2 separate regions of the Homo sapiens genome follow, and region 1 is linked to region 2. The links are chromatin loops, found by intact Hi-C in ENCODE. Cell type or tissue: Caco-2. All regions are shown on one strand. Each heading gives the region's core, and the rest is flanking DNA. Links, peaks and the distances in the headings are about the cores only.

Region 1 (14,464 bases), core at 6,337-14,336, 250 kb after region 2:
TCATTTAACCTGCTGCTAAGGTTTGAATATTTGTTCCCTTGAAAACTCATGTTGAACCAGCCTGGGCAACATAGGGAGACCCTGTCTCTACAAATAATTTAAAAATTAGCCAGGTGAGGTGGCACATGCCTGTGATCCCAGCTACTCAGGAGGCTGAAGTGGGAGGATCACCTGAGCCCAGAAAGCTGAGGATGCAGTGAACCGTGATTGCACCACTGCACTCCAGCCTGTGCAACACAGTGAGACCCTGTCTCAAAAAATAAATAGGTAAATAAGCTGAGTGTGGTGGCTCACACCTGTAATCTCAGCACTTTAGGAAGCCAAGGTGGGCAGATCACATGAGGTCAGGAGTTTGAGACTAGCTGGCCAACATGATGAAACCCTGTCTCTACTAAAAATACAAAAATTACCCGGGCATGGTGGCACGTGCCTGTAATACCAGCTACTCAGGAGGCTGAGGCAGGAGAATCACTTGAACCTGGGAGGTGGAGGTTATAATGAGCTGAGATCATGCCACTGCTGTCCAGCCTGGGTGACATAGCAAGACATTGTCTCAAAAAATACATAAATAAATAATAAATAAACTTATGGTGAAACTGAATCCCTAATGTGGCCGTATTGATAGGTCGGGCATTTAAGAGGTGATTGGGTCATGAGGACTCTTTTCTCATGAATGAACTAATCCATTCATGGATTAATGATTAATGGATTAGTGAGTTAATGGATTAATGGGTTACCCTGGGAGTGAGACTGGTGGCTTTATCAGAAGAGGAAGAGAGACTTAAGTAGCACGCTCAGCTCTTTTGCCCTGTGATGCCCTGTGCCACCTCGGAACCCTCCAGAGAGTCCCCAACAGCAAGAAGGTCCTCACCAGATGCAGCCCCTCCACCTTGGACTTTCCAACCTCCATTAACTACAGGAAATAAATTCCTTTTCTTTATAAGTTATCTGGTTTCAAGTGTTCTGTTCTAAGCAACAGAATACAGACTAAGACACAGACACCAATGCATAGCTTCTGATTTAACAGAATTGTTTTTACAAGCATTTATTCTGCTTGGAAATTCAGATGTCAATCATAAGATTGTTACCAGGGCAACAAAATATTAAGTAAGACCACCAAATGGCACCAAGGTTTCTCCTTCAAAATAATGATTGCAATACTGGCAATAATTTCTAATGTCTTTGGACTCCTACAAGATTATTTTGTGCAAATTACACTTCAAAGCACAGATTTATGGAACCACAGAATGGAACACTGGCTGCTGTAATAAATATCCATAGATCTCCATACTACATAAGACTATAAAACACATTTAGAGCCTTTTTAATATTCTCAGTTTATTAACTTATCAATCCACATTCCGTTTTTTTGTTTGTTTGTTTTGTTTTGTTTTTTTACTTTAAGTTCTAGGGTACATGTGCATAATGTACAGGTTTGATACATGTGCCATGTTGGTTTGCTCCACCCATCAAGTTATCATTTACATTAGGTATTTCTCCTAATGCTATCCCTCCCCCAGCCCCCCACCCCACTCTGTTTTTTTTTTTGTTTTTTTTTTTTTAAGACAGGGTCTCACTGTGTCACCCAGGTTGGAGTGCAGTGGTGTGATCTCGACTCACTGCAACCTCTGCCTCTCGGGTTCAAGTGATTCTCTTGCCCCAGCCCTCCCAAGTACAAGGAATTACAGGGTTGTGCCACCACGCTGGGCTAATTTTTGTACTTTTAGTAGAGACAGTGTTTTGCCATGTTGGCCAGGGCTGGTCTCGAACTTCTGGGCCCAAGTGATCCGCCTGCCTCGACCTCCCAAAGTTCTGGGATTACAGGTGTGAACCACCATGCCTCGCCTAAACTACATTCTTGAATTAGTTTTATGGCACAGAATATCTTTTTCTCCTCTCTCAATGCCCTCTCTCTCTCTAGCTCCCTCTCCTCCCCTACAGCTGCAAAGAAGAGATCTTCTTAATCCATTTCTTAAACTTCTTTTGATCAATTATAAAGAATTTTTTTTTTAGATGGAGTCTCACTCTGTCACCCAGGATGGAGTACAATGGCACAATCTCAGCTCACTGCAACCTCTGCCTCCCGGGTTCAAGTGATTCTCCTGCCTCAGCCTCCCAAGTAGCTGGGACTACAGGCATGTGCCACTATGCCCAGCTACTTTTTTTTTTTTTTTTTTTGTATTTTTAGTAGAGACGGGGTTTCACCATGTTAGCCAGGATGGTCTTGATCTCCTGACCTCATGATCCGCCCACCTCAGCCTTCCAAAGTGCTGGGACTACAGGCGTGTGCCACTACACCCGGCTACTTTTTTTTTTGTGTGTGTGTGTGTTTAGTAGAGATGGAGTTTCACCATGTTAGCCAAGATGGTCTCGATCTCCTGACCTTGTGATCCGCCCGCCTCAGCCTCCCAAAGTGCTGGGATTACAGGTGTAAGCCACTGTGCCCGGCCAATTATAAATATTTTTTAAGGCTAAACTCTGGAATTTTGCTAGTTAGCCTTAAAAGCACAAAGCAGGCCTATAAAGTTCAATTTTACTGGTAGAAAGCAAGAAATGGATGAATAGGATGTTCGCTGACAACCATGCAATTGAAACCTCCTTTGCAAAAATTACGAGAGTGAGCAAAGGATGGCAGTGAAGGAGATCGGATCTGGCCAGCCCCTACCTTGCCTTTGGCCCTCAAACTGCCTGTAGTTATTCCTGGGTTTAGGCTAATCTGACTTGTCTCTTTGGGAGACATTTATTTTATTTTCTTTTATATTTCCTTGAGACGGAGTCTCGCTCTGTAGCCCGGGCTGGAGTGCAGTGGTGAGATCTCGGTTCACCGCAACCTCTGCATCCTAGTTCAAGGGATTCTCCTGCCTCAGCCTCCAGAGTAGCTGGAATTACAGGTGCCTGCCACCATGCCCGACTAATTTTTGTATTTTTAGTAGAGACGGGGTTTCACCATGTTGGCCAGGCTGGTCTGAAACTCCTGACCTCAAGTGATCCGCCCGCCTTGGCCTCCCAAAGTGCTGGGATTAGAGGAAAGAAGGAAAGGAAGGAAAAGAAAGGAAAAGAGAGGAGAGGAGAGGGGAGGGGAGGGGAAGGGAGAGAAAGGAAAGGAAAGGGAGAGAAAGGGAAGAGAGAAAGAAAGAAGAAAAGAGAGAAAGAAAGAAAGAAAGAAAAGAAAAAGAAAGAAAGAAAAAGAAAGAAAGAAGAAAAAAGAAAAGAGAAAAGGAAGGAGGGAGGGAGGGAGGCAAGGAAGGAAGGAAGCAAGAAAGAGAGAAAGAGAAAAGAGGCTCCTTATAAACAACAAAAGACACCCTTCTCACCAAGGGTTTTTGGAAATTCCAGAGTGATGGGGTGAGAAGGGTGTCTTTGGAACCAAAGCTGAAGACCAAGTACATATTTCTTACTATATCACGGTATCACGGGAGGTAAAACGGAGGTGTCCTTGAAGCAGCTCCTCCCCAGCCCCCAATCCTCTTGTGTGCCCGGAGGATCAGAAGAGGTCCCGCCGAGACTCAGCTTAGCTGTGGTTCAAGCCTCTGATTGCGTGGATAAGTACCAGGTTTCCAGAGTGCCAGGGCGGGGCTGCCCCTTGCGGTGGCATTAACTTTCCATGGCTATTTAAAATCAGCAGAGGACACACGATCTTCAGATGGGTCCTGTTTTACTTCCATATTTTCTCCTAGAGAGAAGAAAAATCATTAAACTTTTTTTTGTTTGTTTTTTGTTTTTTTGTTTTATTCGTTGTTTTTCTTTTTTTTGGGACGGAGTCTCGCTCTGTGGCCCAGGCTGGAGTGCAATGGCGTGTATCAGCTCACTGCAACCTCTGCCTCCAGGGTTCAAGTGATTCTCCTGCCTCAGCCTCCCGAGTAGCTGGGATTACAGCTTTGTATTTTTAGTAGAGTCGGGGTTTCACTATATTGGCCAGGGTGGTCTCCAACTCCTGACCTCAGGTGATCTGCCTGCCTTGGCCTCCCAAAGTGCTGGGATTACAGGCGTGAACCACCGCACCTGGCCTACTGTATTTTTTTTTTTTTTGAATAGAGAAGGGAGTCTCAAACTCTTGGCCTCAAGCCATCCTCCTGCCTCAGCTTCCCAAAATGCTGGGATTACGAGTGAGCCACTGCACCTATCCCACCCCCTCCCACCCTCATTTTTAGAAGGGCACAGGCTAGAGACCATATTTCCATCAGTCACTTTTGCGGCTAGACCTGGCCATGAGACTAAGTTCTAGCCAATGGGATGCGATAGGAAGATATATGCTCAAATTCTAGGTCCTGCTCTTAAAAAATAATTGTGTGGGCCGGGCGCAGTGGCTCACGCCTGTAATTCCAGTACTTTGGGAGGCTGAGGCAGGCGGATCACGAGGTCAGGAAATCGAGACCATCCTGGATAACACGGTGAAACCCCGTCTCTACTAAAAATACAAAAAAAATTAGCCGGGTGTGGTGGTGGACGCCTGTAGTCCCAGCTACTCGGGAGGCTGAGGCAGGAGAATGGCGTGAACCCGGGAGGCGGAGCTTGCAGTGAGCCGAGATCGCGCCACTGCACTCCAGCCTGGGCGACAGAGCAAGACTCCAACTCGGAAAAAAAAAATAATAATAATTGTGTGAGCCCTTTTCTCTCTGTCCTCTCCACTTTCTTGGGGCTCAGAACCAGAAATTAAAGCTACATGTTGATAAAAGCAAAACCATCCCACCTTAACAAGTAAATCGTTGAGATTGCCCAGTGATTTACTGTTAAGTGAGAGAGAGGTACATTTATATCTAGTTTTTTTCCGGTGGTGAAGGAGATTCTTTTTTTCTCTCTCTCTCTCTTTTTTATGAGATGGAGCTTGGCTCTTGTTGCCCAGGCTGGAGTGCAATGGCACGACCTCGGCTCAGTGAAACCTCCGCCTCCCGGGTTCAAGTGATTCTCCTGCCTCAGCCTCCCGAGTAGCTGGGATTACAGGCATGCACCACCACACCAGGCTAATTTTTTGTATTTAGTAGAGACAGGGTTTCACCATGTTAATCAGGCTGCTCTCGAACTCCTGACCTCAGGTGATCCACCTGCCTTGGCCTCCCAAAGTGCTAGGATTACAGGTGTGCGCCACTGCACCTGGCCGGGAGATTCTTTTTTACAACAGCTTAAAGTGCTCTGTAACCAATACACTATGCAGTGATTTGGTTAATACTTTGTGAGTTCCATGAGTGCAGGGTTTACGTCTGCTATTGCTCCCCACTGGACCGCCGGACTCTAGCACAATGCCATGCACGGTAGACATTGAATACATGAGTGATACGAGGATGAATGAGACTAGGGGAAATCAGTGGAAGCCCTAGGCCTGGCGCAGTGACTCACTCCTGGAATCCCAGCACTTTGGGAGGCCAAGGAAGGAGGATGGCTTGAGGCCAGGCATTCAAGACCAGCCTGGACAACATGGTGAGACCCCATAGCTATAAAAAGTAAACAATTAGCCGGGCGCGGTGGCTCACGCCTGTAATTCCAGCACTTTGGGAGGCCGAGGCGGGTGGATCACGAGGTCAATAGATCGAGACCATCCTGGCCAACATGGTGAAACCCCATCTCTACTAAAAATACAAAAGTTAGCTGGGCGTGGTGGTGGCACACGCCTGTAATCCCAGCTACTCGGGAGGCCGAGGCAGGAGAATCGCTTGAACCCAGGAGGCGGAGGTTGCAGTGAGCCGAGATCGCGTCATTGCACTACAGCCTGGCAACAGAGCGAGACTCCATCTCAAAAAAAAATAATAATAATAATAGTAATAATAAATTGGCCAGGCGTGGTGATGGCAGTGTTGTCATTGCTTTAAGAGGCAGGAACAGGGGGAAAAGACCCAGCAGTCTAACCACACAGACAAGTCCCAAGTTAAGCACTTCTGTGTGACTTGGGGGCTGTTGATAAAGATCAGAAATAACCTATGTGGATCACCCAGCAAAATGACCAGTATGAAAAGATGTTCAGTGGTAGAAAATGAAATAAGCATTGTGACTACAACTCACTCAATAAGCATTCATTGAACACTGGTCACTGGTAAACTGCTATGAAGAAATCTCAGCTGGGTGCAGTGGCTCACGCTTGTAATCCCAGCACTTTAAAGGGAGACCAAGGTGGGCAGATGGATCACTTTAGGTCAAGCGTTCGAGAACAGCCTGGCCAACATGGTGAAACCCCATCTCTACTAAAAACACAAAATTAGCCGGGCATGGTGGCAGGTGCCTGTAATCCCAGCTACTTGGGAGGCTGAGGCAGGAGAATCGTTTGAACCCGGGAGGTGGAGATTGTAGTGAGCTGAGATCACAACACTGCACTCCAACCTGGGAAACAGAGCAAGACTCCATCTCAAAAAGAAAAAAAATCTCAAGCTTATTGGATAGATAAATGCACAGGTAGATAGATGGATATTGAATGAATAAATAGTTCAGTGGATTAAAAACTGGTTAATGAAGAAATGGATGGGTAAATGGATGGAAATATGAATGAATGCATGATGGATAAGGACAAATGAAATAGACAAATGTACAAATGAAAGCAAAGGAAAAAGAGATGCTCAATAGAAATGAATAAGGATGAGAATCAATGCTAGACATGAATGAGTGAATGGTGAATGAAGGAGTGATTGAATGGATGAATACATGGAGTTAAGTTGAAGTACAAACTCGGCCAAGACTTCTTTTTCTCTGCTTTGGGTGGAAATACATTTTAAAAAAAAGAGGGCCGGGCACGGTGGCTCATGCCTGTAATCCCAGCACTTTGGGAGGCTGAGGCGGGCGGATCACCTGAGTTTGGGAGTTCGAGGCCAGCCTGACCTACACAGAGAAACCCTGTTTCTACTCAAAATACAAAATTAGCCAGGTGTGGTGGCTCACACCTGTAATCCCAGCTACTCGGGAGGCTGAGGCAGGAGAATCACTTGAACCTGGGAGGCGGAGGTTGTGGTGAGCCGAGATGGCGCCATTGCACTCCAGCCTGGGCAACAAGAGCGAAAGTCCACCTCAAAAAAAATAAAATAAAATAAAATAAAATAAAAAAAGAGGGAAAAAGGAAAAAAAAAGACTCCCTGATGTGCCACTGACTTCCTGTACATGTTTAGGTAAACTTAATATCACCTCTCTTTCCACCATTTTCCCATTTATAAAGTGGGAAGACTGGATTTGATGACATCACAGCCTCATCCAGGTCTGGTGCCTTCCTTATAACCTGCGTCTCTTCTTTATTCTTTTTTTTTTTTTTTTTTTTTTGAGACGGAGTTTTGCTCTGTCACCCAGGCTGGAGTGTGCAGTGATGCAATCTCGGCTCACTACAACCTCCGCCTCCTGGGTTCAAGCAATTCTCCTGCCTCAGCCTCCCGAGTAGCTGGGATTACAGGCGCCCGCCACCATGCCCGGCTAATTTTTGTATTTTTAGTAGAGACGGGGTTTTACCATGTTGTCCAGGCTGGTCTCGAACTTCTGACTTCGTGATCCACCTGCCTCAGCCTCCCAAAGTGCTAGGATCACAGGTGTGAGCCAGCACCCCCGGCTTATTCCTTTTTTAAAATTGTTATTATTTCCCACAGCCACATATGCCGGGGAGGTTGTCCCACATATGTTCTACCAAGGCCCCTCTGGCACTGAGATCAAACCCCGGAAGACCCGCTCAGTCTCTCCTCCCGTCTTTTCAACACGTTAGCGCCCCCAGGTGGCTAATTAGACTTCAAAATTCAGTTCTTGAGGCGGGCGGATCACTTGAGGTCAGGAGTTCAAGACCAGTCTGGTCAACATGGTGAAACCCCGTCTCTACTAAAAATACAAACATTAGCCGGACATGGTGGTACGCACCTGTAATCCCAGCTATTCGGGAGGCCGAGGCAGGTGGATCACTTGAGGTCAGGAGTTCGAGACCACCCTGGCCAATTTGGCAAAACTCCATCTCTACTAAAAATACAAAAATTAGCTGGGCGTGATGGCGCACACCTGTAATCCCAGCTACTCAGGAGACTGAGGCACGAGAATCACTTGAACCCGGGAGGCGGATGTTGCAGTGAACCGAGATCACGCCACTGCACTCCAGCCTGGGTGGAGTGAGATCTTCTCTCAAAAAAAAGAAAGAAAGAAAGAAAGAAAAAGTCGTGCTTGATTATGCTTGATGGCAAAAAGGTGAGACCTTCCTTTCGGCACTGAGTCTGGTAGAAATCGGTGTTACAGGGTAGCTAACATTTATTGAACACTTACTACGGGCCAGTTACTGCTTTAAATGTTTTATGTGTATTACCCACTGACTCCTACAACAATCCTATGAAGTGGGTTTTATCAGTGCATCCATTTTACCGTCAAGGCAAGAGAGAGTTGGGGAAGGGCGCTTTCTGAATGCTGCTACCGTGTCCAGAGTTGGTTCCTTCCTGTGGGTTTGTGGTCTCGCTGACTTTAAGAATGGAGCCAGGGACCTTCGTGGTGAGTGTTACAGCGCTTAAAGATGGCACGGACCTAAAGAGTTAGCAGCAGCAAGATTTATTGTGTAGAGCAAGAGAACAAAGCTCCCACAACGTGGAAGCAGACTCTGGTGGGGTGCCGCGCTCGCCAGCTTTTATTCCCTTATTGTCCCCGCCCGTGTCCTGCTGATTGGTCCATTTTACAGAGCGCTGATTGGTCCATCTTACAGAGTGCTGATTGGTCCATTTTACAATCCTCTTGTAAGACAGAAAAGTTCTCCAGGTCCCCATTCAACCCAGGAAGTCCAGCTGGCTTCACGTCTCACTACTACCTTTCTGTAGCTGCTACTACTACAGTGAGTAGACGGCAGTGCTGGGATTCGAACCCTCTGTCTTCTGGCTTGGAAGTCTTAACCACTAATCGCGTCTTCCTTTCAGCTACTCCTTGGGAAAGGCCTGGAAAGAAGCTACAGCACAGGGCACAGCGGGGTCTAAGGACCGTTCCGCGGAGCTCAGCCAGCAGGACTGTGGGGCTGCAGGAAAGGACAGTCCAGCCCAGGGTCCCAGCTTCTCCGCCACTCAGGTTGGAAGTCTCGGGCTGCAGTGCTCCTGGGGCTCAGGGGCGGATACCAGCAGGAGCGCGGTTCTGACTGCGCCAGTCAAAAGTGACCAGCGCGCCCAGGGAGATGAGGACCAGCCCGGCCAGCCCCAGGCGGACTAGGTTCCCCCGGGTGTAGTCGGAGGAGCCAGAGTCTGCGGGCGGAGCCGGGAGAGAGGGGCCATCAGCTCCCGGACCCCAAAGTCTGGGCCCTGAACTCCAGGTTTCCAGCCCCTGGGGTGGACTTAGGGACCTGACTCTACAGTCTCAAAGTTGAGGGGGAGTCGATGGAGGCTTCAACTCCTGGGTCCAGGAAGAAGGGGCTGGGGCCTGGACTGCTGGATCAGGAAGGAGGGGCTGGGGGCCTGGAGTCCTGGGTCCAGGAAGGAGGGGCTGGGGGCCTGGAGTCCTGGGTCTGAGGGAGGAGGTACTGGGGCCCGGGAATCCTGGGTCTGAGGGAGGAGGAGCTGGAGGACTAGACTCCTGGATCTGAGGGAGGAGGGGCTGGGTCCCAGGAATCCTGGGTCTGAGGGAGGAGGGGCTGCAGGACTAGACCCCTGGGTCTGAAGGAGGAGAGGCTGGGGGCCTGGGCTCCTGGGTCTGAGGGCGGAGGTCCTGGGGCCTGCATTCCTGGGGCGGAGGAGGCGGGCCGGGCCTCAGGGCCCTCACCTTCCCAGCTGATGACCAGCACCTCGCTGCGCTGCGACAGCACGTAGGGCGCGGAGGGCGTGTGATAGTAGCAGCTGTAGGTGCCGGGGGCGCGGGCGCCCAGCAGCGTGAAGTCGGCCCAGGGCTGCGCGGAGTGGCGGTACTGCAGCGGGGCCGCCACGCCCTCGCGGTACAGCACGAAGCTCATGTTCCGCAGGCGGCCCGCGCAGCGCAGGCTCACGTTGGCGCCAGGACCCACCACCGGCCCGGGCAGCGCCACCAGCGACGGCCGCGGCAGCTCCTCTGCAGAGACGGGGTGAGAGTCCGGGGCCGCGTGAGCGTCTTCCGCTCGCTCGCTCGCTCTGTTTCTCCTTCTCCTCTGTCTCTCGCTTTCTCTGTGCCTCTCTCTCTCTTTCTGCCTCTCTTTCTCTCTGCCTGTCTCTCTCTCTGTCTGCCTCTCTCTCTGCCTCCCTCTCTCTCTGCCTCCCTCTCTCTGCCTCCCTCTCTCTCTGCCTCCCTCTCTCTCTGCCTCCCTCTCTCTCTGCCTCCCTCTCTCTCTGCCTCCCTCTCTCTCTGCCTCCCTCTCTCTCTGCCTGCCTCTCTCTCTGCCTGCCTCTCTCTCTGCCTCCCTCTCTCTGCCTCCCTCTCTCTCTGCCTCCCTCTCTCTCTGCCTCCCTCTCTCTCTGCCTCCCTCTCTCTCTGCCTCCCTCTCTCTCTGCCTGCCTCTCTCTCTGCCTCCCTCTCTCTCTGCCTCCCTCTCTCTCTGCCTCCCTCTCTCTCTGCCTCCCTTTCTCCTTCTGCCTCTTTCTCTCTCTCTCCCCCCGCACTGTACCTCTCTCTCTCTCTGCTCCCCTGTCTCTCTCTCTCCCCCTAGTGTCTCTGTATCTGTCTTTTCTTGTGTCTGTGAATCTGTTTGCCCGCCTCGCTCTGTCTCTCTTTCCCTATATCTCTCTGTCCCTCCCCCAACTCCCTTGTTCCACCCACTTCTCCTCCCCGACCCCAGGACCTCACCTGTCACCAGCAGCTCCAGGACATCGCTGGGCTGGGACCAGACACCCGGCCCCCAGTCTGGCCTTCGGTAGCAGCAGCGGTAACTTCCCCCTTGGGCTGGAGTCACCTCCTCCAGAAAGAATTCTGCCAGCTCGGAGGACACATCCCGGAAGAGAAGGGGAGCGATCTCTCCAGGCTTGAAAAGTCCAAATCTCCAAGCGGGTTGGGGTGCCCGGCATCTCAAGGTCACGTTGACCCCAGGGGTCACAACTGTAGCCGGCTGAGCTCCCAGCCATGGCTTAGGGTGGTATGAAGCTGGGGGGACTGAATAAACGGGGCTGCCTGGGTCCTCGGGCCTCCTGGGAGCCCCAGAAGATGAAAGGGAAGTTGGGGAAGGAGGAAAATCACCTTGGACAATTACTGCCCCTTTCTTAGCCTCAGTTTCCTGTTTGTAAAATCAGGGAGAGACTGGACTACAATCAAGCCTTGTTAAAACCAGGTGCAAATCAGAGGGGCAGGACAGAAACTTCTGAGCTTTACTCCACAGTTTGTAAACACAGTTTCAAAAGGTCAGGTCCCAGAACTCTGTAATTTTATTATTATTATTATTTTTAAGTAATGAGATGGGAGGGGGCGGTCTCCCTATGTTGAGCAGGTTGGTCTTAAACTACTGGCCTCAAGCAATCCTCCCACCTCGGCCTCCCAAAGTGCTAAGTTTACAAGCTTGTGCCACCACACCCAGACTTTTTTTTTTTTTTTTTTTTTTTTTTTTGAGGCAGGGTCTTGCTCTGTTGCTCAGGCAGGAGTGCAGTGGCATGTTCTCAACTCACTGCAGCCTCAATCTCTTGGGCTCAAACAGTCCTCCACCTCAGCCTCCTGAGTACCTGGGACCACAGGCACATGCCACTACACCAGGCTAATTTTTTTTTTTTTAATTTTTAGTAGAGACGAGCATTCGCTATATTGCCCAGGCTACTCTTGAACTCTTGGGCTCAAGCAATCCTCCCACCTCGGCCTCCCAAAGTGCTGGGATTACAGGTGTGAGCCACCACGCCCAGCCAGAACTCTAATTTTAAATAGCTTTCCAGAATATTTGCAATATAGTATTTCAAGAGTTGCCAAAACTTGCTATTTGGAAAAGAAAAATGTTGGATCCCTACCTCATACCATTTCCCAAAACAACTTCCAGATTAATTAAAGACCCTGTGTTTCTTTTTTTTTAAACTATAAAAGTATTCAAAAAACTATAGGAAAATATATTTGTCTTGGGGTAAGGAAGGCTTCTTAAAATATAAAATAAAAAGTTGTATGGAAGATTAATTAATTTGACCACTTCAAATTTCTTAAGTTGTGTATGCTAAAAGACAAAACTAGAGGACAAATGATAGTACTGGCAGATATCACTTATTCACAAATCACACAAATTAAGAGTACAGGAAGGCTGTTGGGTCCGGTGGCTCACAGCTGTAATCCCAGCACTTTGGGAGGCCAAGGTGGGTGCATCACCTGAGGTCAGGAGTTCAAGACCAGCCTGACCAACATGGTAAAATCCCATCTCTACTAAAAACAGAAAAATTAGCCAGGCGTGGTAGTGCTAGCTTGTAGTTCCAGCTGTTTGGGATGCTGAGTAGGAGAATTACTTGAACCCTAGAGTCGGAGGCTGCAGTTAGCTGAGATCATGCCACTGCACTCCAGCCTGGGCAACAGAGTGAGAACTCCATGGTGGCATGCACTTTGGGAGGCTGAGGCTGGAGGATTGTCTGAGCCCAGGAATTCAAAGCTGCAGTGAGCTATGATAGAGCCACCGTACTCCAGCCCGGGTGACACAATGAGACCCCATCTCTAAAAATGAATAAAAATAAGGGTCGGGTGAGGGGGCTCATGTTTGTAATCCCAACACTTTGGGAGGCTGAGGCAGAGGGATCACCTGAGGTCAGGAGTTCCAGACCAGCCTGACCAACATGGGGAAACCCTGTCTCTACTAAAAATACAAAAATTATCCGGGCATTGTGGTGTGTGCCTGTAGTCCCAGCTACTCAGGAGGCTGAGGCAGGAGAATCCCTTGAACCCAGGAGGTGGTTGCAGTGAGCCGAGATTGCACCACTGCACTCCGGCCTGGGCGACAGAGAGAAACTGGTCTCAAAATAAATAAATAAATAAATAAAATAAATAGGTAGAGATAGCTATAGCGACACTGAAATATCTCCAAAAGAGTTTTTTTTGTTTGTTTGTTTGTTTTTGAAGTGGAGTCTTGCACTGTCACCCAGGCTGGAGTGCAGTGGCGCGATCTCAGCTTACTGCAACCTCTGCCTCCTGGGTTCAAGCGATTCTCTTGCCTCAGCCTCCTGAGTAGCTGGGATTACAGGTGCGTCCCACCACACCCGGCTAATTTTTTTTTTTTTTTTTTTTTTTTAGTAGAGACGGGGTTTCACCACATTAGCCAGGATGATCTCGATCTGACCTTGTGATCCGCCCGCCTCTGCCTCCCAAAGTGCTGGGATTACAGACGTTGGCCATTGCGCCCAGCCCAAGATCCTATTTCTTAAGCCCTGTACTGTGCCAGGCTCAGGGTTTTGCACATGTGATTTGATGAGATCTCACAGCGGCCCATTTTACAGAGAAGGAAATGGAGTCTTAGCAAGCTGTGACTTGTTCTAGGTCATATGGTCACATATAAATGAATACGATGGTGAAACTGAGGTCCTAGCTTAGGCCTCTGCCTCAGAAGTTCCTGGTCTTCAGTACTCACCTATAATGGCCACTAAGGGGAATGAGAAAAGAAGGAAGGAATGGAGGGAGGGAGGAAAATAAGGATATCTGGGATGGGATTGGGCACCAAAATAAAATCTGAGTAATTGGAAAAGGGGTGTCAGCAACAAAAGGAGAGTGGATGGGGTGGCTACTCACCAGACGGAGTGATGTCTGTGTGACACAGAGGCCCTGTAGGAGGTTGAGGGACTAGTTTCTTTTTCCTTTTTTTTTTTTTGTCTGAGGCAGAGTCTCACTCTGTCGCCCAGGCTGGAGTGTAGTGGTGTGATCTCAGCTCACTGCAACCTCTGCCTCCCAGGTTCAAGTGATTCTCCTGCCTCAGCCTCCGTAGTAGCTGGGACTACAAGTGCCCGCCACCACACCAGGCTAATCTTTGTATTTTTAGTAGAGAGGGGTTTCGCCATGTTGGTCAGGCTGGTCTTGAACTCCTGTCCTCAGGTGATCCACCCGCCTCGGCCTCCCAAAGTGCTGGGCCTCGGCTCCCACAGGCATGAGCCGCTGCGCCCAACAGCGAGTTCTTTTCAAAACCCTTTGTGGCCAGCCCCATCTCATTGGTAACCCAGGAATCTGAGTTCCCAGCTCCTATCTCCTCTGGGAAATGAGAATCTTATCCCTCCCTCCTCCTGTCTCAGTAGGCAGAAATTTGGACATCCATTGCCCACCTACCGAAGAAGTCTGAACGCAGACCCCTCTGGCCTGGGCAACCAAGAGTTCAGGCCCTTGAACTCCACCTTTCCAGGGAACAATGATCGTAGAGTTTCTCCTCTCACGAGTTCAGGAATCTGGGTCCCCATTTCCCTCTTCTCTCAGGAGCTAAGAGCCCTGTTCCCAGCCCCCTTTTCCCAGGGAATCAGGAGTCCTGGCTTCCATCCCCCTCCCATATAAGAATCTGGGAGTCCTCCCTGTCTCCTGACCTCTTCCTGCCTCAAGAACCAGAGATACCTGTCCCCACCTCCTTCCTCTTTCGGGAATCTGTGTTCTCTTGCTTTAGGACCCAGGGGTCTGGGCCCCAGCCCTGTTCTTTATTTGAACCTAGAATCCCAAACCTGCTGCCTGG
Region 2 (15,172 bases), core at 4,703-12,702:
CCTCTCCCCTCCTCGCCAGGCCGAGCTAGGTCCCAATTCTTCCTCAGCCTCCGCTCCTCCACCCTATAATCCTTCTACCACCTCCCCTCCTCACACCCGGCCCGGCTTACAGTTTAGTTCCGCGACTAGCTCCTCCCCACCTGCCCAAGAATTTCCTCTTAGAGAGGTGGCTGGAGCTGAAGGCAGTCAGGGTACATGTACCTTTTTCTCTATCACGCCTCTCTCAGATCAGTCAACGTTTAGGCACTTTCTCATCAGACCCCACTAAACATATACAGGAATTCCAATATCTAACTCTGTCCTACAACAACCTGGAGTGACTTAAATGTCATCCTGACTTCTACCCTCTCCCCAGATGAACGGGAAAGAGTTTGTTCTCTAGCCCAATCTCATGCTGCTAACCACTGGCTTCATGAGCCAGACCTCCAGGAAGGCATTAGAGCAGTTCCCCGAGAGGATCCCCAGTGGAACTACCAGGCAAATTCCCCAGGTATAGCTAGGCGAGATTACATGGTTTCCTGCCTAGTTGAAGGGCTTAAAAAAGCAGCTTACAAAGCTGTTCATTATGACAAACTTAAAGAAACTACCCAAGGTAAAGATGAAAACCCAGCCCAGGTCATGGCTCGTTTGGCAGCAACCTTTAGACGCTATACCGCCCTAGACCCTAAAAGGTCAAAAGGCCGTCTTATTCTCAACATACATTTTATTACCCAATCTGCTCCCGACATGAAATAAAACTCCAAAAACTGGAATCTGGCCCTCGAACCCCACAACGGGACTTAATTAACCTCACCTTCAAGGTGTGTAATAACAGAAAAAAGTTGCAATTCCTTGCCTCCACTGTGAGACAAACCCCAGCCACATCTCCAGCACACAAGAACTTCCAAATGCCTGAACTGTAGCAGCCAGGCGTTCCTCCAGAACCTTCTTCCCCCAGGAACTTGCTACACATGCTGGAAATCTGGCCACTGGGCCAAGGAACGCCCGCAGCCCGGGATTCCTCCTAAGCCGCGTCCCATCTGTGTGGGACCCCACTGAAAATCGGACTGTTCAACTCACCTGGCAGCCACTCCCAGAGCCCCTGGAACTCTAGCCCAGGGCTCTCTGACTGACTCCTTCTCGGCTTACCGGCTGAAGACTGATGCTGCCTGATCGCCTCAGAAGCCCCGTAGACCATCACGGATGCCGAGCTTTAGGTAACTCACAGTGGAGGGTAAGTCTGTCCCCTTCTTAATCAGTACGGAGGCTACCCACTCCACATTACCTTCTTTTCAAGGGTCTGTTTCCCTTGCCTCCATAACTGTTGTGGGTATTGACAGCCAGGCTTCTAAGCCTCTTAAAACTCCCCCAATTCTGGTGCCAATTAGACAATACTCTTTCAAGCACTCGTTTTCAGTTATCCCCACCTGCCCAGTTCCCTTATTAGGCTGAGACACTTTAACTAAATTATCTGCTTCCCTGACTGTTCCTGGACTACAGCTATATCTCATTGCCGCCCTTCTTCCCAATCCAAAGCCTCCTTTGTGTCCTCCTCTTGTATCCCCCCACCTTAACCCACGAGTATAAGATACCTCTACTCCCTCCTTGGCGACCGATCATGCACCCCTTACCATCTCATTAAAACCTAATCACCCTTACCCCACTCAACGCCAATATCCCATTCCGCAGCACGCTTTAAAAAGATTAAAGCCTGTTATCACTCGCCTGCTACAGCATAGCCTTTTAAAGCCTATAAACTCTCCTTACAATTCCCCCATTTTACCTGTCCTAAAACCAGACAAGCCTTACAAGTTAGTTCAGGATCTGCACCTTATCAACCAAATTGTTTTGCCTATCCACCGCGTGGTGCCAAACCCATATACTCTCCTATCCTCAGTACCTGCCTCTACAACCCATTATTCTGTTCTGGATCTCACACATGCTTTCTTTACTATTCCTTTGCACCCTTCATCCCAGCCTCTCTTCGCTTTCACTTGGACTGACCCTGACACCCATTAGGCTCAGCAAATTACCTGGGCTGTACTGCCGCAAGGCTTCACAGACAGCCCCCATTACTTCAGTCAAGCCCAAATTTCATCCTCATCTGTTACCTATCTGGGCATAATTCTCATAAAAACGCACGTGCTCTCCCTGCCAATCGTGTCCTAGTGATCTCTCAAACCCCAGCACCTTCTACAAAACAACTCCTTTCCTTCCTAGGCATGGTTAGCGTGGTCAGAATTCTTACACAAGAGCCAGGACTGCACCCTGTAGCCTTTCTGTCCAAACAACTTGACCTTACTGTTTTAGCCTAGCCCTCATGTCTGCGTGCAGGGGCTGCCGCTGCATTAATACTTTTAGAGGCCCTCAAAATCACAAACTATGCTCAACTCACTCTCTACAGTTCTCATAACTTCCAAAATCTATTTTCTTCCTCATACCTGACGCATATACTTTCTGCTTCCCGGCTCCTTCAGCTGCACTCACTCTTTGTTGAGTCCCACAATTACCATTGTTCCTGGCCCGGACTTCAATCCAGCCTCCCACATTATTCCAGGTACCACACCTGACCCCCATGACTGTATCTCTCTGATCCACCTGACATTCACCTCATTTCCCCAAATTTCCTTCTTTCCTGTTCCTCACCCTGATCACGCTTGATTTATTGATGGTGGTTCCACCAGGCCTAATCGCCACACACCAGCAAAGGCAGGTTATGCTATAGTACAAGCCACTAGCCTGCCTCTTAGAACCTCTCATTTCCTTTCCATCGTGGAAATCTATCCTCAAGGAAATAACTTCTCAGTGTTCCATCTGCTATTCTACTACTCCTCAGGGATTATTCAGGCCCCCCTCCCTTCCCTACACATCAAGCTCGAGGATTTGCCCCACTCAGGACTGGCAAATTAGCTTTACTCAACATGCCCTGAGTCAGATAACTAAAATACCTCTTAGTCTAGATAAATACTTTCACTGGATAGGTAGAGGCCTTTCCTACAGGGTCTGAGAAACCACCGCAGTCATTTCTTCCCTCCTGTCAGACATAATTCCTCAGTTTAGCCTTCCCACCTCTATACAGTCTGATAACAGATGAGCCTTTATTAGTCAAATCAGCCAAGCAGTTTTTCAGGCTCTTAGTATTCAGTGAAACCTTTATATCCCTACGGTCCTCCGTCTTCAAGAATATTAGAATGGACTAAAGGTCTTTTAAAAACACACCTCACCAAGCTCAGTCACCAACTTAAAAAGGACTGGACAATACTTTTACCACTTTCCCTTCTCAGAATTCAGGCCTGTCCTGGGAATGCTACAGGGTACAGCCCATTTAAGCTCCTGTATAGACGCTCCTTTTTATTAGGCCCCAGTCTCATTCGACACCAGACCAACTTAGACTGTGCCCCAAAAAATACTTGTCATCCCTACTATCTTCTGTCTAATCATACTCCTATTCACCATTCTCAACTACTCATACATGCCCTGCTCTTGTTTACACGGCCGGTTTACACTGTTTTTCCAAGCCATCACAGCTGATATCTCTTGGTGCTATCCCCAAACTGCCACTCTTAACTCTTGAAGTAAATAAATAATCTTTGCTGGCAGGACTATGCTGAATCTCCTTAGGCACTCTCTAATCAGATATCCTGAGTCATCCCAATTCTTAGACCTTTTATACCTGTTTTTCTCCTTCTGTTATTCCATTTAGTTTTTCAATTCATACAAAACCGTATCCAGGCCATCATCAATCATTCTATACGACAAACGTTTCTTCTAACATCCCCACAATATCACCCCTCACCACAAGACCTCCCTTCAGCTTAATCTCTCCCACTCTAGGTTCCCACGCCGCCCCTAATCCCGCTTGAAGCAGCCCTGAGAAACATCGCCCGTTCTCTCTCCATACCACCCCCCAAAAATGTTCGCCGCCCCAACACTTCAACACTATTTTGTTTTATTTTTCTTATTAATATAAGAAGGCAGGAATGTCAGGCCTCTGAGCCCAAGCCAAACCATCGCATCCCCTGTGACCTGCACGTATACGCCCAGATGGCCTGAAGTAACTAAAGAATCACAAAAGAAGTGAATATGCCCTGCCCCACCTTAACTGATGACATTCCACCACAAAAGAAGTGTAAATGGCCGGTCCTTGCCTTAACTGATGACATTACCTTGTGAAAGTCCTTTTCCTGGCTCATCCTGGCTCAAGAAGCTCCCCCACTGAGCACCTTGCGACCCCCACTCCTACCCACCAGAGAACAAACCCCCTTTGACTGTAATTTTCCTTTACCTACCCAAATCCTATAAAACGGCCCCACCCTTATCTCCCTTTGCTGACTCTCTTTTCGGACTCAGCCCGCCTGCACCCATGTGAAATAAACAGCCATGTTGCTCATACAAAGCCTGTTTGGTGGTCTCTTCACACGGACGCGCATGAAATGGGCTACATGGAGAAACCCCATCTCTACAAAAAATACAAAATTAGTTGAGCATGGTGGCACAGTCCCAGCTACTCGTGAGGCTGAGGTGGGAGCATCACCTGAGCCCAGTAAGTCAAGGTTGCAGTGAGCTGTGATCGCACCACTGCACTTCAGCCTTGGCAACAGAGTGAGACCGTGTCTAAACAAACAAAAACAAAACAAAAAAACACCCAAAAACAGAAAGGGCAAATTTGCCCTTGTTCACTTGGCCAAGGTCACACAGCCATGAGGTACAGGGGCAAACAATGGACTTGGGCCACACTAATCGCAGCCGTCACCCCTACTCTGTCACATACAGGCATCTGTGTAAAAATAAAATAAAATTACAATTACAAAAATAAAGTAGGGCCAGGTGCGATGGCTCATGCCTGTAACCCCAGCACTTTGGGAGGCCGAGGCGGGTGGATCACAAGGTCAGGAGTTCAAGACCACCCTGGCCAATATGGTGAAGCCCCGTCTCTACTAAAAACACAAAAAAATTAGCCGGGTGTGGTGGCGGGCACCTGTAATCCCAGCTACTCAGGAGGCTGAGGCAGGAGAATCACTTGAACCCAGAAGGCAGAGGTTGCAGTGAGCCAAGATCGTGCCACTGCACTCCAGCCTGGGCGACACAGTGAGACTCTGTCTCAAATAAGTAAATAAATAAAATAAAATCAAAATAGACCTACCATTTGATGCAGCAATCCCACTCCTGGGTGTCTACCCAGCGGAAAAGAAGTCATTATACAGAAAAGATACTTGCACACACATGTTCATTGCCACAATTTGTAATTGCAAAAATATGGAACCAGCCCAAATGCCCATCAATCAACGAGTGGATAAAGAAAATGTGGTATATATATATATATATATGCCATGGAATACTATTCAGCCATAAAGAGGAACAAAATAATGGCATTCACAGCAACCTGGGTGGAATCCGAGGCTATTATTTTCAGTGAAGTAACTCAGGAATAGAAAACCAAACATCACATGTTGTTACTCATAAGTGGGAGCTAAGCTATGAGGTCGCAAAGGCATAAGAATGATACATTGAACTCTGGGGACTTGGGGAAAAGGTGGGAGTAGGGGTGATGGATAAAAGAGTACACATTTGGCATAGCGTGCCCTGCTCGGGTGATGGATGCACCAAAATCTCAGAAAACACCACTAAATAACTTATTAATGTAACCAAACACCACTTGCTCCCTAAGACTCTATTGAAATAAAAAATAAGGGCCAGGCATGGTGGCTCTGTGGGGAAAAGCAAGAGAGATCGGATTGTTACTGTATCTGTATAGAACGAAGTAGACATAGGAGACTCCATTTTGTTCTGTACTAAGACAAATTCTTCTGCCTTGAGATGCTGTTAATCTATGCCCTTACCCCCAACCCCATGCTCTCTGAAACATGTGCTGTGTCCACTCAGGGTTAAATGGATTAAGGGCGGTGCAGGATGTGCTTTGTTAAACAGACGCTTGAAGGCAGCATGCTCCTTAAGAGTCATCACCACTCCCTAATCTCAAGTACCCAGGGACACAAACACTGCGGAAGGCCGCAGGGACCTCTGCCTAGGAAAGCCAGGTATTGTCCAAGGTTTCTCCCCATGTGATAGTCTGAAATATGGCCTCATGGGAAGGGAAAGACCTGACCGTCTCCCAGCCCGACACCCGTAAAGGGTCTGTGCTGAGGAGGATTAGTAAAAGAGGAAGGCATGCCTCTTTGCTGTTGAGACAAGAGGAAGGCATCCGTCTCCTGCCCGTCCCTGGGCAATGGAATGTCTCGGTGTAAAACCTGATTGTATGTTCCATCTACTGAGATAGGGGAAAACCGCCTTAGGGCTGGAGGTGGGACATGCGGGCAGCAATACTGCTCCGTAAGGCATTGAGATGTTTATGTGTATGCATATCTAAAGCACAGCACTTAATTCTTTACCTTGTCTGTGATACAGAGACCTTTGTTAACGTGTTTATCTGCTGACCTTCTCTCCACTATTATCCTATGACCCTGCCACATCCCCCTCTCTGAGAAACACCCCAAAATGATCAATAAATACTAAGGGAACTCAGAGGCCGGGGGATCCTCCGTATGCTGAACGCTGGTCCCCTGGGCCCCCTTATTTCTTTCTCTATACTTTGTCTCTGTGTCTTTTTCTTTTCCAAGTCTCTTGTTCCACCTAACGAGAAACACCCACAGGTGTGGAGGGGCAACCCACCCCTTCATGCTCACGCCTGTAATCCCAGCACTTTGGGAGGCCGAGGTAGGCGGATTACCTGAGGTCAGGAGTTTGAGACCAGCCTGACCAGCATGGAGAAACCCCGTCTCTACTGAAAATACAAAATTAGCTGGGTGTGGTGGCGCATGCCTGTAATCCCAGCTACTAGGAAGGCTGAGGCAGGAGAATCACTTCAACCTGGGAGGCAGAGGGAGTGGTGAGCCGAGATCGCGCCATTGCACTCGAGCCTGGGCAACAAGAGTAAAACTCTGTTTAAAAAAAAAAAAAAATTAAGGCCGGGTGCGGTGGCTCACGCCTGTAATTCCAGCACTTTGGGAGGCCGAGACGGGCAGATTACCTGAGGTCAGGAGTTTGAGACCAGCCTGGCCAACATGGTGAAACCCTGTCTCTATTAAAAATACAAAAATTAGCCCGGCGTGGTGGTGGGTGCCTGTAATCCCAGCTACTCGGGAGGCTGAGGCAGGAGGATTACTTAAGCCCAGGAGACGGAGGTTGTAGTGAGCCGAGATCGTGCCACTGCACTCCAGCCTGACCGACAGAGTGAGACTCTGTCTGAAAAAAAAAAAAAATTATATAAATCAATACAAATAAAGTTAATGTATTTTATTTAACCCACTATATCCAAAACATTATTATTTCATGCAATCAATATGAAAAGGTTATTCACGAATTACTTTTCATTCTTTTGTTCTTGTTGTTTTTAAATTAATTCTTTTTTTATTTTTATTTTTTTTTGAGATGGAGTCTTGTTCTGTCGCCCAGGCTGGAGTGCAGTGGCGCGATGTTGGCTCACTGCAATCTCTGCCTCCCGGAATCTAGCGATTCTCCTGCCTCAGCCTTCTGAGTAGCTGGGATTACAGGTGTGCGTCACCATGCCTGGCTAATTTGTTGTGCATTTTTAGTAGAGATGGGGTTTTGCCATGCTGGTCAGGCTGGTCTCGAACTCCTGACCTCAGGTGATCCGCCCGCCTCAGCCTTCCAAAGTGCTGGGATTACAGGCGTAAACCACCGTGCCTGGCCTAAATTAATACTTTAAATTAATTAAAATGCTTTTAAAAAGTCCAGAACAGGCCGGGAGCGGTGGCTCAAGCCTCTAATCCCAGCACTTTGAGAGGCCGAGTTGGGCAGATCACCTGAGGTCAGGAGTTCGAGCCCAGCCTGGCCAACATGGTGAAACCCCGTCTCTACTAAAAATACAAAAATCAGCTGGGCTTGGTGGTGCATGCCTGCAATCCTAGCTACTCGGGAGGATGAGGCAGGAGAATCCCTTTAACCTGGGAGGCAGAGGTTGCAGGGAGCCGAGATTGTGCCATTGCACTCCAGCCTGGACGACAGAGCAAGACAACATCTCAAAAAAAAAAAAAAAAAAAACAAGAAAGAAAAACTAAAATGGTACCATGTTTTGCGTTTTTATTTTTTTTATTCTTAGTTGTTTTTTTTTTTTTTTTTGAGACATGATCTCACTCTGTCACCCAGGCTGGAGTACAGTGGTGCAATCATGACTCACTGAAACCTCAAAACTCCTGGGCTCCAGCCATCCTCCTGCCTCAGTCTCCTGAGTAGCTGGGGTTTCAGGCACGTACCAGCACATCTGGCTAATTTCTTTTTTTAATTTTTAGTAGAGATGAGGTTTCACTATGTTGCCCAGGCTGGTCTCAAACTCCCGGGCTCAAGCAATCCTCCCTCCTTGGCCTCCCAAAGTGCTGAGATTACAGGCGTGAGCAACTGTGCTTGGTCCAAATTGGTATTACGTTTTCAATTCAGGCTTCAGATAGAAGGTACCCTAGTTTTATTGCCAAGAAGAGATATAATTTCTATAAAACAACTCTCCTATCTAGCTAGTTTTAGGAACACTCCTACTGGTCAAAGTATATAAAACTAAGGGGACCAGAGTTAGCTGTAACGACCTTGGGCTCCACATATGCCTGTACTTAAGAAAATTAATGAACATTCTTGGAAGGTGGAATGCATCTTTTACACCTGAGCAAATTGAGGCTTGGGTTACACAGCTCTGCCTGGCGCATGTGATTTATTTTCTCTCTCTTTTTGTTTTTAAGACCTAGTCTTGCTCTGTTGCCCAGACTGGAGTGCAGTGGCATGATCTCAGCTCACTGCAACCTCTGCCTCCCGGGTTCAAGCAATTCTCCTGCTTCAGCCTCCCGAGTAGCTGGGATTACAGGCGCCCGCCACCATGCCTGGCTAATTTTTTTGTATTTTTAGTAGAGACGGGGTTTCACCATGTTGGCCAGGTTGGTCTTGAACTCCCAACCTCAGCTGATCCGCCCTCCTCGGCCTCCCAAAGTGCTGGGATTACAGGCGTGAGCCACCGCACCCGGCCTGGGCAAGTGATTTCTTTCTGCCTAATTGTCTAGTCATTAACCGGTAACTGAAAATCACAAACAATTTCAATCTTAGGACTGATTGCCCAGCAGTCAATTCATGCAAGATACTTTTTTTTTTAAATTGAGGCTTCCGTGGATGGTGAAAATCAAAATTGGAATGATTTTCATATGGAACAATGAAAAGCGCCCCTTTCTGAGTTTTCTAGACTGACCTCTGACCTCTGTTTCGGAGGGCCCGGCTAGGGCTGGCCTGGGACTGCAGAGGATTTTGTTTTATTTCCTGTGGACTAAATTATGATAGGATTTTAGGCACCAGTAGAGGGCGCTGAGACACAGGTGGGCGAGCAGAAGACAGGCTGTTCGAGGGGAAGTAAACCTAATCGCGTTCCCTTTAAACTTTGTAATGACTCACCACGGAGTCAACTGAGGAAGTAAAACTTAATAGGAATAGTCTCAGTGAACAATGCCATAAATTGACACGCAGCCAAGTGCCAAGTTCTGATAACAAATCAGTAAGAAATGCAAGTTAAAGGAATGCCATTGTTCCCTTAGGGGGAAAAAAACCTCTTCTTTGTTAAAGCCAGTGATGACCAGCAGAGGGTAAAGCCAGTTCAGAAGGTCAACCGGCAGTTTTAGAAATTAATATGGTCTCACGCATGAATATTCTTACAGTAATTCTACTTGGGTGATTCAACTCTGACAAAAATAGCAGAGATGTTTTCTATTATTTATTTAATTTACTTACCTTTTTGAGACAAAGTCTCGCTCTGTCGCCCAGGCTGGAGTGTAGTGGCGAAATCTGGGCTCACCGCAACGTCTGCCTCCCGGGTTCCAGCGATTCTCCTGCCTCAGCCTCCCGAGTAGCTGGGATTATAGGCACCTGCCACCGCGCCCAGCTGATTTTTGTATTTTTAGTAGAGACGCGGTTTCACCATGTTGGCCAGGCTGGTCTCGAACCGCTGACCTCAGGTGATCCACCTGCCTCTGCCTCCTAAAGTGCTGGGATTACAGGCAAAAGCCACCGTGTCCAGCCACAAACTGTCTTATCAATGGCAACTGTCTCCTGATCTGTTGGCCTCACAATAACTGAATAATAAAGCTTACGTTTTGCCAGGCGCAGTGGCTCACGCCTGTAATCCCAGCACTCTGGGAGGCCGAGGCAGGAGTATCACCTGACGTCAGGAGTTCGAGACCAGTCTGGCCAACATAGTGAAACCCCGGCTCTACTAAAAATACAAAAATTCGCCGGGTGTGGTGGCAGGCGCCTGTAATCCCAGCTATACAGGAGGCCAAGGCAGGAGAATCGCTTGAACCCGGGAGGTAGAGGTTGCAGTGAGCAAAGATTGCGCCACTGTACTCCAGCCTGGGTGACAGAGCTAGACCCTGTCTCAAAAAACAAACAAACATACAACCCCACCCCCCAAAAGACCCTACATCTTAAAACAAGAGGCAAAATTGCCCTCCGTTGAGAACCACTGTTCTAGACTTAATCTGTTAGAGTCATTTATTTATTTTATGCACAGAATAACTTTGCAAAGAGGAATGACTTTTTATTTGTTCCAGATTCTAAAATAATCTATGCAGTCTTCCGTGCAGGTTGAGATACTTAAAACTCTATCGGCAAAGGCCGGGTGTGGTGGCTCATACCTGTAATCCCAGCACTTTGGGAGGCTGAGATGGGCGGATCACGAGGTCAGGAGATCGAGACCATCCTGGCTAACACAGTGAAACCCGGTCTCCACTAAAAATACAAAAAATTAGCCTAGGAGGCAGAGCTTGCAGTGAGCTTGCAGATCATGCCACTGCACTCCAGCCTGGGTGACAGAGTGAGATTCCATCTCAAAACAAAACAAAACAAAACAAAAACTATCGGCAAAGTCACAGCCATGGCTAATTATCATACGTTTGTTCAGCAAATTCACCTTCTTTTTGCAAACATAATTTACACCGTTTAATCGGGAATTTTACACAAAAAAAAAGATTCTAGAAAACATAGCTGTCCATAACTGTCATGGTTTCCAGGTTGCAAGTTCATAATCATTTGAATTATTCAAATGAGTCTCTAAATGCTACAAAAATAATGTCTTCTACAATGACAAGTTATGGAATAAATATATAGTTGATCCTAATTTCAGGACACTTGGTATGTAAATATTTGCTCACGTTTTTCTTTGATACGTACACAAAGACTAATGAGTAAACCTGTGCTCACTTATGTCATAGCTGCTTGAAGGTTTTTGTTTTGTTTTGTTTTGTTTTTTTTGAGACCGAGTCTTGCTGTGTCACCCAGGCTGGAGTGCAGTGGCATGATCTCGGGTCACTGCAAGCTCCGCCTCCTGGGTTCACACCATTCTCTTGCCTCAGCCTCCCGAGTAGCTGGGACTACAGGTGCCCGCCACCACGCCTGGCTTTTGTGTGTGTGTGTGTGTGTGTGTGTGTGTGTGTGTGTGTGTGTGTGTTAAAAGAGACGGGGTTTCACCATGTTACTCAGGATGGTCTCGATCTCCTGACCTCGTGATCTGCCCACCTTGGCCTCCCAAAGTGCTGGGATTACAGGTGTGAGCCACCGTGCCCAGCCGAAGTTTTGTTTTTTGTGTTTTTTTTTAATTTAAGCAAACATATGGTTTTTGTTTTTTATTTATTTGTTTTTGAGACAGGGTCTTGCTCTGTTGTCCAGGCTGGAGGGCAGTGGCAAGATCACAGTTCACTGCAGCCTCAACCTTCCAGGTTCAAGCAATCCTCCCACTTCAACCCCCCAGCTGGCTGGAATTACAGGTGCACACCACTATGCCCAACTAATCTTTGTATCTTTTTGTAGAGACGGGGTCTTACTATGTTGCCCAGGCTGAAATATATGTATTTTAAGGAAAGGATGAAGTAAATAGTATTTTAGTATATAAATAAGAGTTGAGTATCCTTTATCCAAAATGCTTGGGGCCAGAAGCGTTTCGGATTTCTGATTTTTCAGATTTTGGAATAATTGCATATAACCACAACAACCAACATTTACTGAGCACCACGTACTGTGTGTCAGGCAATGATCTGAGCCCTTTACATGCATTAAGTTACGTAATCACTCAACAACCCACGAGGTGTGTATTGTCATCAGTTTCGGTCCACAAAGGGGAAGCAGAGCGGAGAGGAAACCTGCGCAGGAGTGCGCCCAATACCTTTTGCTGTGTAACAAGCCTTCCCCTCCTGTGAAAGGGCCCTATGTGCAAAGCAGCCCCCAAATACACATGGAGTTAAGAAACTGAAGAATGAGGCAAATCCAGGTTATCAATATAAAGTTTCATTTTCTTCTTCTTTATTTGAGATGGAGTCTTGCCCTGACGCCTGGGCTGGAGTGCAATGGTGCGATCTCGGCTCACTGCAACCTCCACCTCCCGGGTTCAAGAGATTCTTCTGCCTCAGACTCCTGAGTAGCTGGGATTACAGGCGCCCACCACCACGCCCAGCTAATTTTTGTATTTTTAGTAGAGATGGGGTTTCGCCATGTTGGCCAGGCTGGTCTCGAACTCCTGACCTCAGGTGATCCGCCCCGCCTCGGCCTCCCAAAGTGCTGGGATTATAGGCATGAGCCACGGTGCCCAGCCCCTCCCTCCTTTCCTTCCTTCCTTCCTTCCTACCTTCCTTCCCTCCCTCCCTCCCTTCTTTCTCTCTTTCTTCTTTTTGTGGAGAAGGAGTCCTGCTCTTTTGCCCAGGCTGGAGTGCAATGGCGCGATCTTGGCTCACTGCAACCTCCACCTGCCAGGTTTGGCGATTCTCCTGCCTCAGCCTCCCGAGTAGCTGGGACCACAGGCACCCACCATCACGGCACGGCCAACTAATTTTTGTATTTTTAGTAGAGATGGGGTTTCACCATATCGGTCAGGCTGGGTCTGGAAATCCTGACCTTGTGATCCGCCCGCCTCGGCCTCCCAAAGTGCTGGGATTGCAGGCGTGAGCCACTGCGCCCGCCTAGTTCCTGTTCTGAAGTTTTTAATAAACTTTCACTAATGCTCTAAAGCTTGCCTTGGTCTCTCCTGCCTTATTCCCCCAGTGGAATTCTTTCTTCTGAAGAGGCAAAAATGGAAGTTGCTGCAGACTCATACGCATTCTCCGCTGCTAACATACTTTGGTGCTCTGTGACTCAGATACTTTCCCTACTGACATTCAAGTACAATAAATAAAATAAAATAAAATAAAAGAATGGTAGGTCTCATCCGAAGGCTCTAGGAGAAAATCAGATTAAAAAAAGAAAGAGGCCGGGCGCGGTGGCTCACGCCTGTAATCCTGTAATCACTTTGGGAGGCCGAGGCGGGCAGATCACGAGGTCAGGAGATCGAGACCATCCTGGCTAACACAGTGAAACCCCGTCTCTACTAAAAATACAAAAAAATTAGCCGGGCGCGGTGGCGGGCACGTGTAGTCCCAGCTACCGGGAGGCTGAGGCAGGAGAATGGCGTGAACCCGGGAGGCGGAGCTTGCAGTGAACCGAGATTGCACCACTGCACTCCAGCCTGGGTGACAGAGCGAGACTCCGTCTCAAAAAATAATAATAATAAATAAATAAATAGAAAAAAGAAAAAATAGGCCGGGTGTGGTGGCTCACACCTATAACCCCAGCACTTTGGGAGGCCAAGGCAGTCAGATCACTTGAGGCCAGGCGTTCAAGACCAGCCTGGCAAACATGGTAAGACCCTCTGCTAAAAATTTAGCCAGACATGGTGGCATTCACCTGTAATCCCAGCTACTTGGGAGGCTGAGGCCCCAAATCGCAGGAGGTGGAGGTTGCAGTGAGCCGAGATCGTGCCACTGCACTTCAGCTTGGGCAACAGAGCCAGACCCTACCTAAAAAAAAAAAAAAGTTGATATTCTATGTATAATATACTATATTCTTACAATAAAGGAAGCTAGAGAAAAGAAAATGTTATCAAGAAAATCAGTGTGCGGCCGGGCACAGTGGCTCACGCCTGTAATCTCAGAACTTTGGGAGGCCGAGGTGGGTGGATCACGAGGTCAGGAGTTCGAGACCAGCCCTTATCAACATGGTAAAACCCCATTTCTAATAAAAATACAAAAATTAGCTGGGCCTGGTGGCACGCGCCTGTAATCCCAGCTACTCAGGAGGCTGAGGCAGGAGAATCGCTTGAACCTGGGAGGTGGAGTTTGCAGTGAGCTGAGATTGCGCCACTGCACTCCAGCCTGGGCCACAGAGTGACACTCCATCTCAAAAAAAAAAAAAAAAAAAAGAAAGAAAATCATAAGAAGGAGAAAGTAGTATATTCACTGTTCATTAAGTATAAGTGGATCATCATAAAGGTGTTCATCTTCATCATCTTCAGGTTGAGTAGGCTGAGGAGGAAGAGGAAGAGGAAGGCTGTCTCCGGGTGGCAGAGGAGGAAGAAAATCCCTGGATAAGTGGACCCACGCAGTTCGGACCCGTGTTGTTCAAGGATCAACTGTATACACGCTTATATTTCTCAAAAACACCCTATGAGTTCAGAGCTTGCCAGATGTAGAGGACCTCACAGTTGACAACCTGAGTGACAGCTGTCAACTCATGTGTCCTATGTCTCCCCGGTATTTATGGAGAGCCCAGCTGGGCTCCATAACCCAGTCCTTGGGGATCTGTTTCCCAAATGCCTCTCTCCAAACGTTGCCGGCTGCCAGATCTCATGTTTTACTCCTCTTCCCCTCGTTCACTCTCCTCCAGCACAGCGTTCATTTTACTCTTTTTAGAACAGGCAAAACACACTCCCACCTCCAGGCATCCGGATCTGCTATTCCCTCCACCAGAGATGCTCTCCTTGGAGGCATGCGGGCCCCACATCAAGCACTGTCTCTGGAGAGGCTTTCTCTCGTCACCTCTCCTAGAATTGCATTGGTTACTCCTGCTCTCATGCCCAGCTTTTTTTCTTTATCACACACGTCACTGTCTGACATAGTGTGACATGTCTGTGTGTTCCTGTGGGTAATTATTGGTCTTCCCTTAAAGTGCAGGAATGCCATGAGGACAGGGACTTTTTTTGTTTTTGTTTTAAGACAGGGTCTGTCTCTATCACCCAGGCTGGAGGGCAGTGATGTGATCACTGCTCACTGCAGCCTTAACTTCCCTGGGTTCAAGCAATTCTCCCATCTCAACCTCCCGAGTAGCTGGGACCACAGGCACATGCCAT

The links. Hi-C counts contacts between places; a loop is a spot of excess contacts. Peaks named below come from ENCODE experiments on the same cell type or tissue, not always from the same donor. Only the 100,000 strongest peaks of a DNase experiment are listed, where the experiment ranks them.
Region 1: it touches region 2 in a loop (17-fold over the local background); 8 of 110 quality-filtered maps call a loop at or near these places.

Annotation. Positions count from the first base shown.
Region 1 is chr19:54,086,203-54,100,666 of GRCh38, forward strand. It overlaps OSCAR (osteoclast associated Ig-like receptor), which reads right to left. Exons shown (of 5, transcript NM_133169.6): 2 at 13,546-13,578; 3 at 10,660-10,962; 4 at 9,670-9,951; 5 at 8,466-9,155. The coding sequence ends at 9,019. Among named protein-coding and RNA genes, the nearest start is that of OSCAR, 7.4 kb to the right of the region's middle. In Caco-2, for the core only: a CTCF peak has its summit at 10,498; DNase peaks (open chromatin) are centred at 9,799 and 10,659; H3K4me3 peaks cover 838 bases.
Region 2 is chr19:53,832,938-53,848,109 of GRCh38, forward strand. No RefSeq gene overlaps it. Among named protein-coding and RNA genes, the nearest start is that of NLRP12, 16 kb to the left of the region's middle. RefSeq lists enhancers at 1-465, 1,236-2,003, 3,544-4,313, 6,620-7,389, 7,390-8,157. In Caco-2, for the core only: a CTCF peak has its summit at 9,376 (motif pointing right); DNase peaks (open chromatin) are centred at 6,167 and 9,344.